2 separate regions of the Homo sapiens genome follow, and region 1 is linked to region 2. The links are chromatin loops, found by intact Hi-C in ENCODE. Cell type or tissue: mammary epithelial cell. All regions are shown on one strand. Links, peaks and the distances in the headings refer to the core of each region. The heading gives the core; the rest is flanking DNA.

Region 1 (8,882 bases), core at 267-8,266, 250 kb before region 2:
CTACTGAGGCTGTCATGGACCAGCGTCCTCAGCAGCAAACCTTGCCCTGACATCCCCAACAGCCTTCTCCTCTGCAGACTCAAAGACTCTGCTCAGCTGTTCCCTCAGACAAGCAGCCCATGCGGGCAGCTGGGTCAACCCAGCAGGGAGGTTTCTGTTCGAGGATGTAGCACTGTGGGCGGAGTTTGTAGAGCTTGCATGCAGTAATAAACCCCAACATCCTAAGCCTCCACCCTACTGATTTTCAGAGTGAAATCAGTGCCTGACCCACTGCCACTGAACCTGTCTGGAACTCCAGAGGCCCGGTTGGAAACCTCATAGATCAGGAGCTGTGGAGACTGGCCTGGCTTCTGCAGGTACCAATTCAAATAGGTGTATTCATCATCAGTATCCAAGAGGCTCTCACTAGATCTGCAGGAGATGGAGGCTGGCTCTCCAGGAGTGACAGGCAGGGAGAGTGGAGTCTGGGTCATCACAATGTCCCCACTGGATCCTGAAATAATAACAGAGAAGTGCAAGGTTATATAAACACATTTTGAGCAACTTTCATGATTTTCCTTAAGATTTTGATTTAGAGTTACATATTTTTTCAAGTTTTGATTTTTATCATGAAAAGTAGACTTTCTAAAATGAACCAATTTGTTACTAGCCAGCAGGGAGCAGTTTATTTTCAAGAGCTTAATCAGAGCACTGGTCATTTTTCCTGGGAGATGATTCCTGACTATTCCTGAGACAAAAAATACGAGTAATCTTTCCCGGAGCACAGACCATGTGCCCGTAACACATGGTTGAAATAAAAATAGGAAGCTGTGGAGACCCCAGATCTCACCCTCCCACCCCATTTTCTCACCTCACTTTTGATCCTATCCTTACCAGAGACCCAGAGCATTAGCAGCCCCAGGAGCTGAGCAGGGAGCCTCATTGTGAGAAGGTGAACTGAGGAGTCCTGATCAGTCAAGGCAAGGTTAGAGCTGAGCTTTTATCTCAGACTCACAAGGGAAGGTCCTCCCTAAGGGACAACATGCAAATCACCTGGTGGGTGCAGTGGTGTGGAAAAGGTTGATGGGGCAGGGGGAATGTCTCTTCTGTGAACAATGTGACATAAAATGTTTGCTGGAGCCAAACAAATGTAGTTCAAGTCAAGTTTGCCTGTGGTCAAGGGAAGAAGGCTCTGACTGTGGAAGTTGGGACCTTGGGCAGGGACACATTGTGCAGTGCATGCCACACTGAGAACGCACAAGGACCCTGACAACGTGGAAATGTGTTTCTAGGATGCATCTTTGGGAGGTGAATGCCATCCTGCAGGCCTCCCTCCCAATCAATCTAGAGAAAGAAAACAGCCCCATTCCCACAAGCACAGACGGGCAGAGGGCCTGCAAATGAAAAGTGCTCCTGAGCCAGTTCAAGTGTTGCCTCGTATGTGCTGTTTCCAGGATAACTGTTCAATATTATTCAGTGCAAGTGTTAGAATCTCCCCGTCCCTGGCACCTGATGAGTGAGCCCCAAAAAAGCGCTCCGTCCAAGGGCCTCACAGGGAGAATGATGTGGGTCTCTACATTTAGAGCCAAGAGCCCAGCATAAGTAAGAGGCAATGGGGCAAGAATGTTACACCTCAGGCAGTGAATACAAAATTCCTGGTGACCAACTGTTCAATCTGGGATAATCGCATCATAATCATCTCACATATACAAGATTAACCAGCAGGATCTCATAGGGAAGAATTTCCTTGGTTAATGATACAAAGCAAATAAGAAATAACATTGCATGATGTTTTTCTGAGTGGTGCTTACGAAAACTCTTCTCACACAGCCTCCCTGGTCATGTGGCATCAGGTCCTGTGAGGGCTTCCAGGTTATGGCCAACCCTGAGTGAGACCTGAGTCACCCCCAGCCTGGATGTGGTGCAGCCACAGCCATGAGTCTGCAGTTGAAAAGGAAATTGTCTATGTGAGAAGAGCAAGGACTGCATCTACAGTTTTATGTCTCAGGGTAACCTGGACCTGTAACTGACATTTTCATGGTTTCATGTAAAGATGCACATGGTTCAGGGGTGTGAGTCTTTCACACAGCTGATCATTACAAAGGGAAACAATCTCATGTTTCTTGATTTGTTCGTGGTGTGCTTAGTATTTAATTGAACAGCTCCTGAATAATTCTGCCAACACCAAACACTATCACAAAGACAGTCACATTTCTGGGAAAAAAAAATTCAGCTACAACTGAAAGACTAGCTTGTAGTGCTATGTAATCTTGGGTAATTTAACAAAAATTTATATTTAATTGCCCAAGAACACAAATACATGAAATTCTAGGTAAGATTCCAGAAGAAAGCTTGGTTTCAATATCTTCTGAGAAATCTACCAAAATAACCTTTTTTCCAAGATTGGAAAAGATAATTGAATAAAAATAATATTATAGACCTTTCAATGTTTAACACCATTGCAATAATGGGGGTTAAGGAGATCAAATTGTGCTTAAGAAATTTGATTAAAGGCTCACAGTAAACTGTAGAAAACTATGTCAATTTTATTTACTCTTTTCTCATTAAATTTCGTAACTTTTGTGCACTTGACTTTTTCTTATGTTATTAACCAATTCAAACCTGCTTCTTATTCTTCAAAAAGTGAGACTCCTAAATAATCATACTAGTGAACAATAGAAACATCAGAGGCTGAAGGAAAAGAAAAAGAAAACACAATCAGCCTAACTAAAGTAGAACGAGATGGTGCATCATATTGTAAGTTTTAAATAATTATTCTGAAAGGGTATTAAATGAGGAATCAGTTCTATCTATAATTAAAAACAAACTTGAATTGCAGGGAAGTGACTAACAATAAAAAAATTTGTCAGGTTTTCTTTTACTAAAGGTCAATTCTTGAAAATGTTGTTTTTGCAAAGTATTCCTTAAGAAGCTTGAATTTAAGATAGTCTTGCTATTTCCTATGAAACTTAGTAATACATCGTTAAGAAGGTTACCATTGTGATTTTTAAAAATCTCATGATCTGTTGCTGTACATAAATATAAATTGTGAAATTTTGTAGAAATCTTTTTTAGTCAGAAAAGAGCTTTGAAATTACTCTTTATTACCTATAGACTTAAAGGATAATATTACTAATTCTGATTAGAAACCTCCCTTTCTTATCTGTTGACACATTATGCCAAGGCTTTCACAACAGCAGACAAAGCTGGTCACTCCACAGTGGACACAGATCAGAAGGTGTCACAACCACCTCCATTCGGATCTAGGTGTGCGGCAGGCCTCTGCCTCTGAGTGTCTCTAACATGAACCATGGTCACCTGAATGAGGGAGGACTTATACAGGTGGGGTTTATTATGGCTGTGTCTCCTTTTCCTGATGCGGTTAGTTTGGGGTCCATAAAACTGGGAGCAACTGCATTATTCGTAAGACTTGGCAAGAGTCTTAGAAGTGGAACTGTTTGTGTTCATGACCCTGGAGTCAGTGTTTGGGGTGGACACTGTGATCCGATTTGTACGGGATTGGAATGACTTGCGGGCTCATCAAGGAAAAAGAGATGGCCACAGGGGGGCAGTCGCACACATGACTTTATTGGGTGACGTTTTGTCAGGTTTGCAGAGAGAAGCCCCTCCCAGCAGGAATCTGTGCAGAGAATAAGCTGCCAGGCTTGCTTCTCGAAACGATGGGACACTGGACAAGGGGCTGTGTGTCTAGGGGACGCCTCACAGCAGCACAGTGGGGAGTTTCTGGTTTAAGGTTTTCATAACTGGGGTTTATCTTACTGCGAGTAGATGTGGTTGAAATTTTCTGGACATGCAAAGTAAGTATTTTCTAAAAGGCTAAAAGTATTCTTCTTTGGGCTGTTGTTAAAATAATTGCATTGTAAAATTTGAGTTTGGAACAGGCCATTAGGAAGTAAACACAGTTTTGGCCGGGCCCGGTGGCTCACGCCTGTAATCCCAGCACTTTGGGAGGCCAAGGTGTGCGGATCACAAGGTCAGGAGTTGGAGACCAGCCTGACCAACATGGTGAAACCGCGTCTCTACTAAAAATACAAAAATTAGCTTGGCATGGTGGCACGTGCCTGTAGTCCCAGCTACTCGGGAGGCTGAGGCAGGAGAATTGCTTGAACCCGTGAGGCGGAGGTTGCATTGAGCCAAGATCACGCCATTGCACTCCAGCCTGGTTGACAGAGTGAGACTCCGTCTCAAAAAAAAAAGAAGTAAACACAGTTTTGAAATAAACAACATGGGGGCCAGGACCCACAGGCCATCTTTAGCTCATTTCTATGTCACTGTTTCTAATTCTGTAGACTTTGTTCTACAGACGGCATTAGTCCATATTTTCCAAACCAACACTACCATGGATGAGGTTGAGTAACACAGAGGCCTGTTCCCCACTTGGGGCACAATGAAGGTTCTTTTTGTTAAAGGGGAGAGTTTATCTTTGCATGCAAGCCACCCACTGAGCATCCCTTCGTGAAGCTGCAGGTCCTGTGACTGGATTCCTGGCTGCAAGGCACCGGGGGTTGAAGCTGTCTGCATTATCTCACTAACTGTAAATTGTCACTCACTGGAGAATATATTCACAGATAAATATTCTGGAACACAGACAGCTCAGGGAATGAAGGCTTCATGAATGTGTATCTTCTGCTTCTGAGAATTCATCTCTCCGGCACTGGAAGAAACAGGGTTGTTCATATGTTGTACCTTCAGACCGTGTTCTAGACCTGTCTAAGCTGACCCTGTTTCCAAATATTTGAGTTATTGTTCTTTACTTTTCCTTGGAAAAAATGTTTAGAAATCCTATAAAACTATATACACAGCTGTGGGAATAAGTGGTGAGTTTTTCCTCTGTGCTTGCTAATCTTTCTGCAGGGCCCACCTCACCTACCAACAAACTGCAGAAAGGGAAGCAATGATTCTCTTTCCTTCCTGAGCATTCTGTGTCCACGTCACTTCAATCTCTGTCTCTGTCTTCAAATCACCTTCTCTTCTGCAGTCTTTGTTAAATGTCTGCCTATCTATCTTATAAGGACAATCGTGATGTCCTTATAAGATAGAGATAGGCAGACATTTTAACAAAGCCTTTTTATTGACCCACCTGGACCAGGGCCCATCTGGTCAATACAGGATGATCTGCCCATTTCATAATCCTTAACTTTCATGTCCGATTAAATTCTGATGAGAAAGCAAAATGGGCTAAAAACTTCATCCTGAAGGAAACATTCATGTTTAATGCACAGGAACTGCAGATGAAGCCTGAGTTCTCCCTCCTCACCAGAGAGTTGGAAAAGCAGGAGGAAGAGGAGCAAAGCTGGGTCCCCGCCTCCATGAGGGCCTCCTAAGGCTGCTCCTGCTCACAGAGGGTGGGGAAGGTGGATAGTCAGCTTGCGCTGCCACACCAAAAACACTGATCTGGATGACATAAACCACAGAATTTAATTTTCATGTTTCACATTTTTGGTGCCCAGATCAATGTCCAGCAGGGTTCGCTTTCTGGTAAAGACCTTCTTCCGGGTTTGCAGATGCCACCTGGGCTATGACCTGATAAATATCTATATACATTTTGCCATGCAACTTTTAAACATAACAGAAATGACACATTGGAATTTTAATTGTACTTACTACGGAATCCATTATCTTTTTTTTTTTTTTTTTTTGAGACGGAGTCTCGCTCTGTCGCCCAGGCCGGACTGCGGACTGCAGTGGTGCAATCTCGGCTCACTGCAAGCTCCGCTTCCCGGGTTCACGCCATTCTCCTGCCTCAGCCTCCTGAGTAGCTGGGACTACAGGCGCCCGCCACTGCGCCCGGCTAATTTTTTGTATTTTTAGTAGGGACGGGGTTTCACCTTGTTAGCCAGGATGGTCTCGATCTCCTGACCTCATGATCCACCCGCCTCGGCCTCCCAAAGTGCTGGGATTACAGGCGTGAGCCACCGCGCCCGGCCGAATCCATTATCTTAAAATAAATCATCTCAAGTATAATTTAAGCCCTTAGCCTGCATCGGGATCTTGTTCTATTAATTCAATCAGTCTTATGTGTCTCTGCACCGTATTATCACAGGTAACAGACATCACTCATTACTCGGAGTCATACAAATGGATTTGGCAGAAAAATCGGATCATGGATGCAGACTAGTGGCAACACAAGTGAAATACATGTTAGAAATGACTCGTTTGGAAATAGTTTTCTACATGTTAGCACTTGGTCATATTGGGAAATTGCCATCTTCCTAGTTTGGAAACTTTCTCTCTCATTTACCACTCACATGAAACTGCCCGCTCTAGCATTATGGTGGAGAAAGCACTATTGCTTTTGTAACAGAAAGCATTTCTGTTAGGTTTTAAAGTTGCATGGCAAAATGTATATAGATATTTATCACACTGCAGCCCTCAAATTAAAAAAGCAGATAAATTTAGTGCACTATTGTCAATGAAATCTATTAAAAGAGACGATTCAAATACATTTTCAGGAAAAAATAGTGTCATGTAAAAATAATGCATTTTTTCATTTTTTAAATCATTTTCTTATGACAGCATAGAACTAAATATTTCTTCTCTAAAATACTATGTCTGTAAAATAATTTTAAAATTCTAAGAATTTGAGAAGGAAATAAAAATCGCATGTAATTCTACATTTTTCCTGTGGTACATCACATAAACTTTATGTTTTACATCTGAATTGTGTTGTTTATTTTCAAAGTCCACTTTTGGAATTGCAAGACCTCCATTTTTCTGTCAGCAAAAGGTAACTGAGGCATGTCAAACTATTTTGGTATTATTATCTTACATTTGACATGGATTTTAAAAATCCGTAAGTGGAAAAAAAATCAAATAGGTTATCTATTTATTCTGAGCCATACTTCCCTGACAGCTGGTGTACAATGCTTTCTCCATCATAATACTAGGGAGGGCAGGTTCATGTGAGTGGTGAAGGAGACAGAAAGTTTGGAAAGTGGGAAGATAGCAATTTCCCAGCATGACCAAATGTTATCATGTGTAAAACTATTCCCAAACCAGTCGTTTCTAACATGTATTTCACTTGAGTTACCACTAACCTGCTTCCATGATCTGATTGTTCTGCCAAATAAATGGACTCGAAAAATGTGGGCAAGAGAGGGAGGATGAGGATGAGTTTTCATTCGCTCTCCCTTCATTAGAGCTGGTTGTTCCCAGAGCACGTGGCCACATGTGACAACTGATGGAGCCTTAACATGTGGGACTGAGGTGCAACTGAGTCTCTCATGGGCCATAGTCCTCAGCAGCAAACTCTGCCCTGAATTCTCCAAGAACCTCCTGTTCTGCAGACCCAGAGACCCTGCTGAGCTGCTCCCCAGACAAGCAGTGCATGTGAGCAGCTGGGATGCCACAGGAGGGAGGTTTCTTTTGGGGGCTGTACCACTGTGGGAGGAGTTTGTAGAGCTTGCATGCAGTGATAAACCCCAACATCTTCAGCCTCCACCCGGCTGATTTTCAGTGTGAAATCAGTGCCTGACCCACTGCCACTGAGCCTGTCTGGGACTGCAGAGGCCCGGTTCAAAACCAAATAGATCAGGAGCTGTAGAGACTGGCCTGGCTTCTGCAGGTACCAAATAGGTTTATTCCCCCCTGTATACAAGGCTGTGACTAGACCTGCAGAAGGAGATGGAGGCCAGCTATCCAGGGGTGACGAGCAGGGAGAGTGGAGTTTGGGTCATCATAATATCCCCACTGGACCCTGAAATAACATGAAAGAAGTGTAAGGTTATATAGACACACTATGAGCAACTTTCATGATTTCCCTTATGATATTCATTTACAGTTACGTATTTTTTCAAGTTTAGATTTATATCATCAAAAGTAGACTTTCTAAAATGAATGCACAATTTACTAGCCAGTACGAAACTCTATTTTCAAGATCTTAACCAGAGCACTGGTCATAGTTCCTTGGAGAATCCTGGTTATTCATAAGGCAAGAATATGAATTCTCTTTCCTGGAGCATAGACCATGTGCCTCTAACACGTTTGAAATAAATATAGGAAGCTGTGGAGCCCCCAGATCTCACCCTCCCACCCCATTTTCCCACCTCATCTTATTTCTATCCTTACCAGGGACCCATAGCATTAGCAGCCCCAGGAGCTGAGCAGGGAGCCTCATTGTGAGAAGGTGAACTGAGGAGTCCCGATCAGTCAAGGCAAGGTTAGAGCTAAGCTTTTATCTCAGACTCACAAGGGAAGGTCCTCCCTAAGGGACAACATGTAAATCACCTGGTGGGTGCAGTGGAGTGGAAAGAGTCAAGGGAAGGGTGAAGGGGCCTCTCTTGTGAGAAAAGTTCCTTAAATGTCTTCTCTGTTTGGAGGGAAACCAACAGAGATAAAATCTATGCTGCATGAGTAGGATAAATTCCCTGACCCTTTCGTCTCCTCTCTTAGATTTCCTGTTTCTTAGCACTTCCCAGGGGCACTTTTCACTTCTCCTTACTAAGGTTGAGATTCCATAAGTAACTGATAATTCTTCTTTCTTTTTTTGTATTTGTTTGAGTCCAGAATTGGCTTTTTCAGTTTTTTATCTTGAGGTAATACACACGCCCAGTAAACAACTGAAATGTTAAATATGCAACTAAGTTTTCTGTATGTTCTCCATCCCAATGAATCTCTAGAATATTTCAAATTCTCCAGATTCATCCCTCATGCACCTTCCCAGGCAACAGCTGCTCCCCAATTTCAGTCAAGGTAACTGGAATTCAGATACTCATCACAATAGCTTGGTTTCCCCTGGCCTAGAATTTCATATAAATTGAAGGAAACACTTTTTTGTTTTTTCCTTGCTTCTTCCTCTTTTCTTTACTGTTTCTGAAATCTTCATTTATTTCTGTGCATTCAGATTACCATCTGCTGTCATTTCCTGTGATTCTGAAAAGTTT
Region 2 (8,882 bases), core at 232-8,231:
AGAGGAGGGAATAGGAGAAAGGAGAAGCTAGAAAGAAAGAAAGAAAAGGAAAGGCAAGAGAAGCTTGATCAAGGAAATTTTAAAACCCAACAGAGATGAAGAGGAGGGAGGAAGGAAACATCAGAAACATCAGTAGACAGAGTTCTTTTTCTTTTCTTTTTCTTTCTTTCTTTTTTTTTTTTTTTAGAGACTGGGTCTCCTTCTGTTGCCCAGGCTGGAGTGCAGTCACTCAGTCTCGACTCACTGCAGCCCCGACCTCCTGGGCTCAAGCAATCCTCCTACCTCAGCCTCCCCACCACACCCAGCTAAATTTTGTATTTTTTGGCAGATATGGGGTTTCGACGTGTTGCCCAAGCTGGTCTCAAACTCCTGAGCACAAGCAATCCACCCGCCTTGGCTTCCCAAAGTGCTGGGATTACAAGAGTATGAACCACTGCACCCAGTCTGACAGAGTTCTTTTTTTGTTTGTTTTGTGTTTTGTTTTGTTCTGTTTTTTTTTTGAGACGGAGTCTCACTCTGTTGCCCAGGCTGGAGTGCAATGGCACAATCTCGCCTCAGAGCAACCTCCGCCTCCCGGGTTCAAGTGATTCTCCCCCTTCAGCCTCTGGAGTAGCTGGGATTACAGTCTCCCACCATCATGCCTGGCTAATTTTTGTAGAGATGGGGTTTCACCAAGTTGGCCAAGCTGGTCTTGAACTCCTAACCTCAGGTGATCCACCTGCTTTGGCCTCCCAAACTGCTGGGATTACAGGCTGGAGCCAGCGTGCCTGGCCCCTGACAGAGTTCTAAGCATGTGGGAAGCATGCGAAGTCCACGCAAGTCCCTGGGCTGGGCTGCTAGCCTCCCTGCTTGGTACCTGGTGGCTGTTCCCCAGGAGGGCAGATAGACTCCCTGCTCTCTGCCCTCTTGTCATTGTGAGCTCCCTGGCCCATCCCTAGGCTGCACTGCACTTCCCAGTCAGGGCAGTGCCTGGACCCTCCAAATACAGCTCCTGCCATGGCCTCTTCCGAATCCTAGGGGCAAACGGGGCATTGATGCACTTAGCTCAGCCCTCACACTCTCCTGCCACCGACCCTGAGAAGGGGCAGCTGGCACCAGAGAGTCTCTGAGCTGAACCTGGGCTCATTCTGCAAGATCCTTCCTAGGGAGACTGGCATGCAGGCAAGGGGATCAGCTCCTGAAGGCCCCCAGACTCCCATAGGAGGGGAGGGAACTCCAGGGATAGGCAGAGGGAAGGCTCCTGGGGGAGTCAGTTGCCCTCCAGAGCCCAGGCTTACGGGTGGGCTGAGCAGATGGAGCCACTGCCTGATGCTGTCTCCCCATGCCCTGACTCCAAGTGACCCCACTGGCTGCTGCCCCTGTGGCTCCAGCCATGGATGGGTCCCAGCCTTTGACTGGCTGCACTTCATTGTATTTGATGGTTACTTTTTGGAGTCAACTTGACTGGATTGAGGGACACCTAGATAGCTGGTAAAGCAGTGTCTTGTGAGGCTGCTTCCAGAGGAGACTGGCGTATGAGTTGGTAGGCTGAGTGGGGAAGACGCCCTGTCAATATGGGAGGGTACCATCCAATCAGCTGGGAGCCTCGGTAGGACAAAAAGGCAGAGGAAGGGCAAATTTGCTGTCTCTCTCCTGGAGCTGGGACAGCCTTCTTCTCCTGCCCTTGGACATCAGAAGTCTAAGGGTCTTGACCTTTAGATGCTGGGACTTGCACCAGCAGCCCCCCAGGTTCTCAGGCCTTCAGTCTCAGACTGAGTCACACCTTCAGCTCCCCTGGTTCAGAGGCTTTCAGATTTGAACTGAGCCATGCTCCCAGCAGCCCCAGGTCTCCAGGCGGCCTGTCGTAGGACTTCTCAGGCCTCCATAATCACGTGGAGCCAATTCACCTAATAAATCCCTTCTCATCTATCTGTCTGTCTCCTATCTCTATCTATCTATCTATCTATCTATCTATCTATCTATCTATCTATCTATCTATCTACCTACCTACCTACCTGCATGCTATAGGTTCTGTCTCTCTGGAGAACCCTAATACGGTTGGGATGCAAATTGGAAGGCACACCACCTGTTAAGTAGTCCTGCTGAAAGAATCAATCCTAAATCTTATCAAGACTTGAGATCCAGGCGGGGCGCAGTGGCTCAGGCCTGTAATCCCGGCACTTTGGGAGGCTGAGGCAGGCAGATCACTTGAGGTCAGGAGTTCAAGACCAGCCTGGACAACATGGTGAGACCCCGTCTCTACTAAAATACAAAAATTCGCTGGGCACGTTGGCTCATGCCTATAATCCCAGCACTTTGGGAGGTGGCTGGATCACCTGAGGTCAGGAGTTCGAGACCAGCCTGGCCTACTAAAAATACAAAAATTAGCCGGGCGTGGTGGTGTGCATTTGTAATCCCAGCTACTTGGGAGGCTGAGGCAGGAGAATTGCTTGAACCTGGAAGGCAGAGGTTGCAGTGAGCCAAGATGGTGCCATTGCACTCCAGCCTGGGTGACAAGAGCAAAGACTTCATCTCAAAAAAATAAAAAATAAAAATAAAAAAATTAGGGAGGGCGTGGTGGCTCACGCCTGTAATCCCAGCACTTTGGGAGGCCGAGGTGGGCAGATCATGAGGTCAGGAGTTCAAGACCAGCCTAGTCAACATGGTGAAACCCCGTCCCTACTAAAAATACAAAAATTAGCCAGGTGTGGTGGCGCACACCTGTAATCCCAGCTACTCGGGGGGCTGAGGCAGGATAATTGCTTGAACCCGGGAGGCAGGGGTTGCAGTGAGCCGAGATCGCACCATTGCACTCCATCTGTGGGCGACAGAGCAAGACTCCATCTCGAAAAAAATAATAATACAAAATTAGCCGGGCATGGTGGTGTGCGCCTGTGGTCCAGATGAGGCAGGAGAATAGCCTGAACCCAGGAGGTGGAGGCTGCAGTGAGTTGAGATTGTGCCACTGCACTCCAGTCTGGGGAACAGAGTGAGACCCTGTCTCAAAAAAAAAAAAAAAGAGTTCAGAACAGTGTGGATACTGTGCTGCCTTTTATATGAGAGCAGGAAAAAATATATATATTTGCTTTTGTTTATTTTGCATAAAGAAACACAAGAAACTAAGCCTGGTGGGAGAATGGGTGGGATGGGAAAGAGGACAGTGGAAAACAGAGGTGGATAGAAGCCTTTCGAATGTGTTCCTTTTCATACTTTTTGAATTTTTGAAATGTGATTGTATATAGATTCATTTTAATTTTAAATGTAATTAAAATTTAAAATTCATTACGGCACTACTCTCTCATCCTGTACTATGGGCTCTACCCTTTTTTGTTTGTTTGTTTTTGTTTTGTTTTGAAGAGACAGAGTCTCGCTGTTTTCCCCAGGCTGGTCTAGAACTCCTGGGCTCTAGCGCCCCGCCTGGGCCTCCCAGAATGCGGGACTACAGGCGCCGCCACCACCCGGCGTCTACTCTAAATGCATAGAGGCCAGGATGACCCAAGGTCACCAGCGGCCGATGCTGCCTGGCAGGGGCTTGAGGCCGGGAGGGGACCCTGCGGACAGGCGAGACCATGTGTGATCTGTGGGAAGCAACTAAACCGGCGTATTCGCGGCAGGGGAGCTCTGTGCCGTCCCGCGGCCCCACCCCGCTCTGCCATGGGAAGCCGTAGCTTGGCGCTGCCCACAGTGACGCGAGGGACTCCGAGGGCACCCGGGCCGGGGTGGACACGGGAGTGGGCCCGGGCGCGGCCGGCAGGGGGCAGCAGCGCCGCGCCGCCCGCGCAGTTCCACAGGTGCGCCGAGCCTGGGGCCATCGCCTCCCTCCGGCCGCCGTCCCCAGCGAATCGCCGCCTGCGTTCTGCCGTTTCCCCGCCACCGCAGCCACCCGGGGCCCGGGGGGCCGCAGCCATCCGCAAGCCGCGGGGCGGCGGGACCGGGCGGGCCGCTAGGGACGCCGGACGAAGGGAGCCCGCGGGCGGGGTCTGGGCGCCTACATCCTTGCTCCCAGGGAGGAAGGGACAGGAAACTGAAGCTGTTTCCGGGGCTGACCCCGGCCAGAGAGAGCAGGGCTCGGGAGAGTCGGCGCGTCCCGGAGGCGGCGCCCCCTGGAGGCCGGTGTGCTTTGGCTCTGCAGCGGGGGAGATTAGGGGTGGAGGCCGACCGATCCCACTCAGCCAGGACTGGCAGGCGCCGGGAGCTCACTGGGAGGCAAGTGCCGACCCCCGAAACCCACTCCAGACAAGCGAAGAAAACAGCTCTGTGTCCCAGGACGAGCACATACCTACTGTCACCCACTGTGCGACCTGGAAGAGTTACTGACCCTCTCTGGGCCTTAATCAGTCATCAGAAACACAAACGCGTAGATAAGATGGTCTTTAGGCCTCTCCCAGCTCTGCTATTCTGTGAATCTAAGAAACTCTAGTCCCTCCACCAGTCCCCACCCCGGGCTGGCTTCGCTTCAGGGAGGCCTGGCTGAGCTGGGGCCCTCATCCAAGGTCTTTGCACGGTTCCTCAGCAAAGGTGTTTTGGAAGGCTGGGTCCCACCCCTTCCCGGCGGAGGAAGAGGCTATTGGCTAAAAAGCCTGGACAAATTCAAAACCAGCAGCTCGGCCCCGGTTTTTTCGGAGCACAGCCAAACCCAAATCACACCTCTGCACCTACCTAGCTCCAGAGATCTAGACAGCATTTACAGCCCCCAAATGTTATTTTTACACCCTTTCCAGGCAGGGAAGGACAGAGGAGGGTAAGCTATTTTTAGGATGACTGCTATTTAAAGTAACATACTGGCCTGGCAAGGTGGCTCTGGCCTGTAATCCCAGTGCCTTGGGAGATACAGGCAGGAGAATCACGTGAGGCCATGAGTTCAATACTATCCTGGGCAACAAAAGGAGACCCCCATCTCTATTAAACAGCCGGGCGTGGTGGTGCGCGTCTGTCGTCCCAACTACTGGAGAGGCAGGCTGAGGCGGGAGGGTCCCTTGAGCCCAGGAGTTCAAGATTATAGTGAGCTATGATCACAGCACTGCCCTCCAGGCTGGGCAGTGAGACCCTGTCTCAAAACAATAAATTAAGTAACCTAGACTATGTATGTGAAAATAATATTTCCAACCCTAGCATGCTGACTTCATCTGAGCTTACAGATGCATTTTCATACAGTCCTCCCCAAGGGATCAGTTCCTGTGAGAGCCAAGGATGGCACCACTCATTGAAATCCTGACCATGGGAAGGCGTCATTTGGGATTCCGGAATGGGTGGCTGAAGCAGTTTACAGAATCGCGTTCTGGTGAGCTTTAAGAATGGAACAGGCGCCGGGTGCGGTGGCTCACGGCTGTAATCCCAGCACTTTGGGAGGCCGAGGCAGCCAGATCACTTGAGGTCAGGAGGTCGAGATCAGCCTGGCCAACATGGTGAAGCCCCGACTTTACTAAAAATACAAAAATTAGCCAGGTGTGATGGCGCGTGCCTGTAATCCCAGCTACTAGGGAGGCTGAGGCAGGAGAATCACTTGAACTGGGATGGTGGAGGTTGCAGTGAGCCGAGATCATGCTACTACACTCCAGCCTGGGCGACAGAGTGAGACTCAGTCTCAAAAAAAAAGAAAATAAAAAGAAACAGGGACATCTTCCTGAGGAAGTCTCGGGCTGCTCTTCCTGAAGGTGAGGCTGGTTGCATAGTCTTTCAAGGTCCCTCACAAGCTGAGGCTCCTGTAAGTTTTCTCTTTTCAGCTAGTCTTTTCAAACGAACACACCTCCACCTCGCTTTCCTCCTTCCAAATGAAGAGCTGATCTAGAGCAGGCGCAGATCCAGATTTTGGGGCAGTCCTGAGGTTTATACATATTTGAAGGGTCTTCTTAAGGAAAAAAGAATAAAATCTGACTAACACACATTTCCTCTGAAATGGCAGCTTCGGGAGCACTGCTAAGGTAGCCGAGCCCTCCATTCCAGTGGCCACTTCCAGTCTAACAATTCCACCGTTTTCTCTTCTTTTTTCAACTCTTTCCATTCCAGTGGCCACTTCCAGTCTAACAATTCCATCGTTTTCTCTTCTTTTTTCAACTCTTTCCATTCCAGTGGCCACTTCCAGTCTAACAATTCCATCGTTTTCTCTTCTTTTTTCAACTCTTTCCCTCTTCCTGCCCATTTTTTTTATTTGTTTTGTTTTGGATGCTTGTTTGTTTGTTTTTGAGACAGAGTCTCGCCCAGGCTGGAGTGCAGTGGCATGATCTTGGCTCACTGCAACCTCCGCCTCCTGTGTTTAAGCGATTCTCCTGCCTCAGCCTCTTGAGTAGCTGGGATTACAGGTGCCCACCACCATGTCTGGCTAATTTTTTTTATTTTTAGTAGGGACGGGGTTTCACCATGTTGGCCAGGCTGGTTTCGAACTCTTGACCTCAAGTGATCCACCCGCCTCAGCCTCTCAAAGTGCTAGGATTGCAGGGATGAGCTACCATGCCTGGCCATAATATTCCCATTTTAATATGCATAAATTGTATTTCTGTGTCTACACACACACACACACACACACACACACACTCCAGTAACAATGAGCACATCTAGTGCCTAGATCAGGGCTACTAAATATTATTCTCTACTGAAAGGAACAGAGCTCCCTGGAGAAATGGCTGAGCTCAGGCATGACACAGGGAAAGTACAAAATGAAGGTAGAACATTTTATTGCGTAAGGAAGAATGGCCAGATGCAGTGGTTCACACCTATAATCCCAGCACTTTGGGAGGCTGAGGTGGGCAGATTGCTTGAGCTCAGGAGTTTGAGACCAGCCTGGGCAACATGGCAAAACCCCATCTCTACAAAAAATACAAAAATTAGCCAGACGTGGTGGTACGTGCTTGTAGTCCCAACTACTAGGGAGGGTGAGGTAGGAGGATCTCTTGAGCCTGTGGGGTCAAGGCTGCAATAAGCTGTGATGGTGCCACTGTACTCCAGCCTGGGGGATGGAGCAAGACCCTGTCACAAAAAAAAAAAAAAAAAGGAAAAAGTAAGAAAGTTCTCAATTATAGAACTTTATCAGCAGCCAACTTAACAGGGCTCCCATGGCCAGATCTGGAATAGTGTAAGCATCACAATAAATAGTGCTAGTAATGGATTATAGCTCATTGAATACAACCTGAATCCCTGAGTCGTACAGCTAGAAGGAAAAAAGGGGCCGGGCACAGTGGCTCACGCCTATAATCCCAGCACTTTGGGAGGCCGAGGCGTGCGGATCGCCTGAGGTCAGGAGTTCGAGACCAGCCTGGCCAACATGGTGAAACCCTATCTCTACCAAAAATACAAAAATTAGCTAGGCGTGGTGGTAGGCGCCTGAAGTCTCAGCTACTTGGGAGGCTGACGCAGGAGAATCACTTGAACCTGGGAGGTGGAGGTTGCAGTGAGCCGAGACTGCACCATTGCACTCTAGCTTGGGCAACAAGAGCAAAACTCTGTCTCAAAAAAAAAAAAAAGGAAAAAAGGAAGCTGGGAGGGAAGGAATTGTTCTTCCTTGCAGCAAAATGGCAACTAATATGGAAGAAATGGTAGAATTAGAAAATCACCATTTTGGCCAGGCACAGTGGATCACGCCTATAATCCCAATGCTTTGGGAGGCTGAGGTGAGAGGATTGCTTGAGCCCAGGTGTTTGAGCCATATTGGGCAACATAGTGAGACTTTGTTTGTATCAAAAAAAAAGTTTTAATTAGCTGGTTGCGGTGATGCATACCTGTAGTCCCAGCTACTTGAGACGCTGAGGCTGGAGGATTTCTTGAGCCCAACAGGTCAAAGCTGCAGTGAGTCGTGATCATACCACTGCACTCTAGCCTGGGTGACAGAGCGAGACCCAGAAAAAGAAAAAAAAAAAAAAAAAAAGAAGGAAGGAAGGAAAAAAAAATCACCATTTGATGGTTGTATTTTCCAAAATATTTTCCAACGACTTCTCTTATCCTATATATTCTTTTTTATAATGTGACTTTGACAATCTTCTATCAAAAGTTGGGATCTCTGTCTCCTCCGCTTAAAACCAGGAGGTGTTTTTTGTTACTGTTGGGACCAACGAAGTATGGCAGAAATAATGCCATGTGACTTCCAGAATCTTCCATTTATTCCGTGGAATACTTACCCCAGAAGTTGAGGCCAATGGGAAGAAGCCCAAACTAGCCATAGGAGAGCACCAGCTGAGCCCTGGGGCTGTGCAGAGAGGTGACCCCTGGCGGCCCGTCAGCTCCAGCTCTGCCTCCACTGTGACAAGGACCTCATGAGAGACCCAGAGCAGAACTGTCCAGCTGGGCTCTGCCCAAACCCCTGACCCACAGACACTGGGAGAGATCATAAATTTGTTTGTTTGTTTTGGGTTTGGTTTTGAAATGGAGTTTCACTCTTGTTGTCCAGGCTGGAGTGCAATGGCACCATCTCGGCTCACTGCAACCTCCGCCTCCCGGGTTCAAGCTATTCTCCTGCCTCAGCCTCCCAAGTAGCTAGGATTACAGGCGTGCGCCACCATGCCTGGCTAATCTTGTATTTTTAGTAGAGACGGGGTTTCCCCATGTTGGTCAGGCTGGTCTCAAACTTCTGACCTCAGGTGATCCGCCCGCCTCGGCCTCCCAAAGTGCTGGGATTAAAGATGTGAGCCACCACGCCTGGCCCCATAAATTTTTATTTTTGTTTCAAACCACTACGTTTTGGGATAATTTGCTACACAGCAATAAACGGAACAGCAACCATGATAGTAATAGCAGATTTAGACAAAAGTCCTCAGTGGATGCAAGCACTAATGGGTAAAGTTTTAAGGAGGAGTGAAGACTTTTACATAAAGTGTCTCCTCTCCAAATATGTGTTAATTACTAAGGGAAAAATGGTAACTTCGCAATGGCAAATTCTGGCAGAAATCAACTTAAGCGATCAAAGTCAGTATCAT

Evidence for each region. Peaks named below come from ENCODE experiments on the same cell type or tissue, not always from the same donor. Only the 100,000 strongest peaks of a DNase experiment are listed, where the experiment ranks them.
Region 1: a loop joins it to region 2, with 6 times the contacts of the local background. A loop is called at or near these places in 7 of 110 quality-filtered maps.

Annotation. Positions count from the first base shown.
Region 1 is chr22:16,914,058-16,922,939 of GRCh38, forward strand. It overlaps the pseudogene IGKV2OR22-4 and the pseudogene IGKV2OR22-3. Among named protein-coding and RNA genes, the nearest start is that of GAB4, 90 kb to the right of the region's middle. RefSeq lists a silencer at 3,601-3,650. In mammary epithelial cell, for the core only: CTCF peaks have their summits at 3,544 (motif pointing right) and 6,126; a DNase peak (open chromatin) is centred at 1,854.
Region 2 is chr22:17,167,887-17,176,768 of GRCh38, forward strand. No RefSeq gene overlaps it. Among named protein-coding and RNA genes, the nearest start is that of HDHD5-AS1, 13 kb to the left of the region's middle. RefSeq lists an enhancer at 3,279-3,780 and a silencer at 3,631-4,060. In mammary epithelial cell, for the core only: CTCF peaks have their summits at 3,400, 3,697 (motif pointing right) and 4,087 (motif pointing left); DNase peaks (open chromatin) are centred at 3,685 and 4,015; H3K4me3 peaks cover 1,137 bases.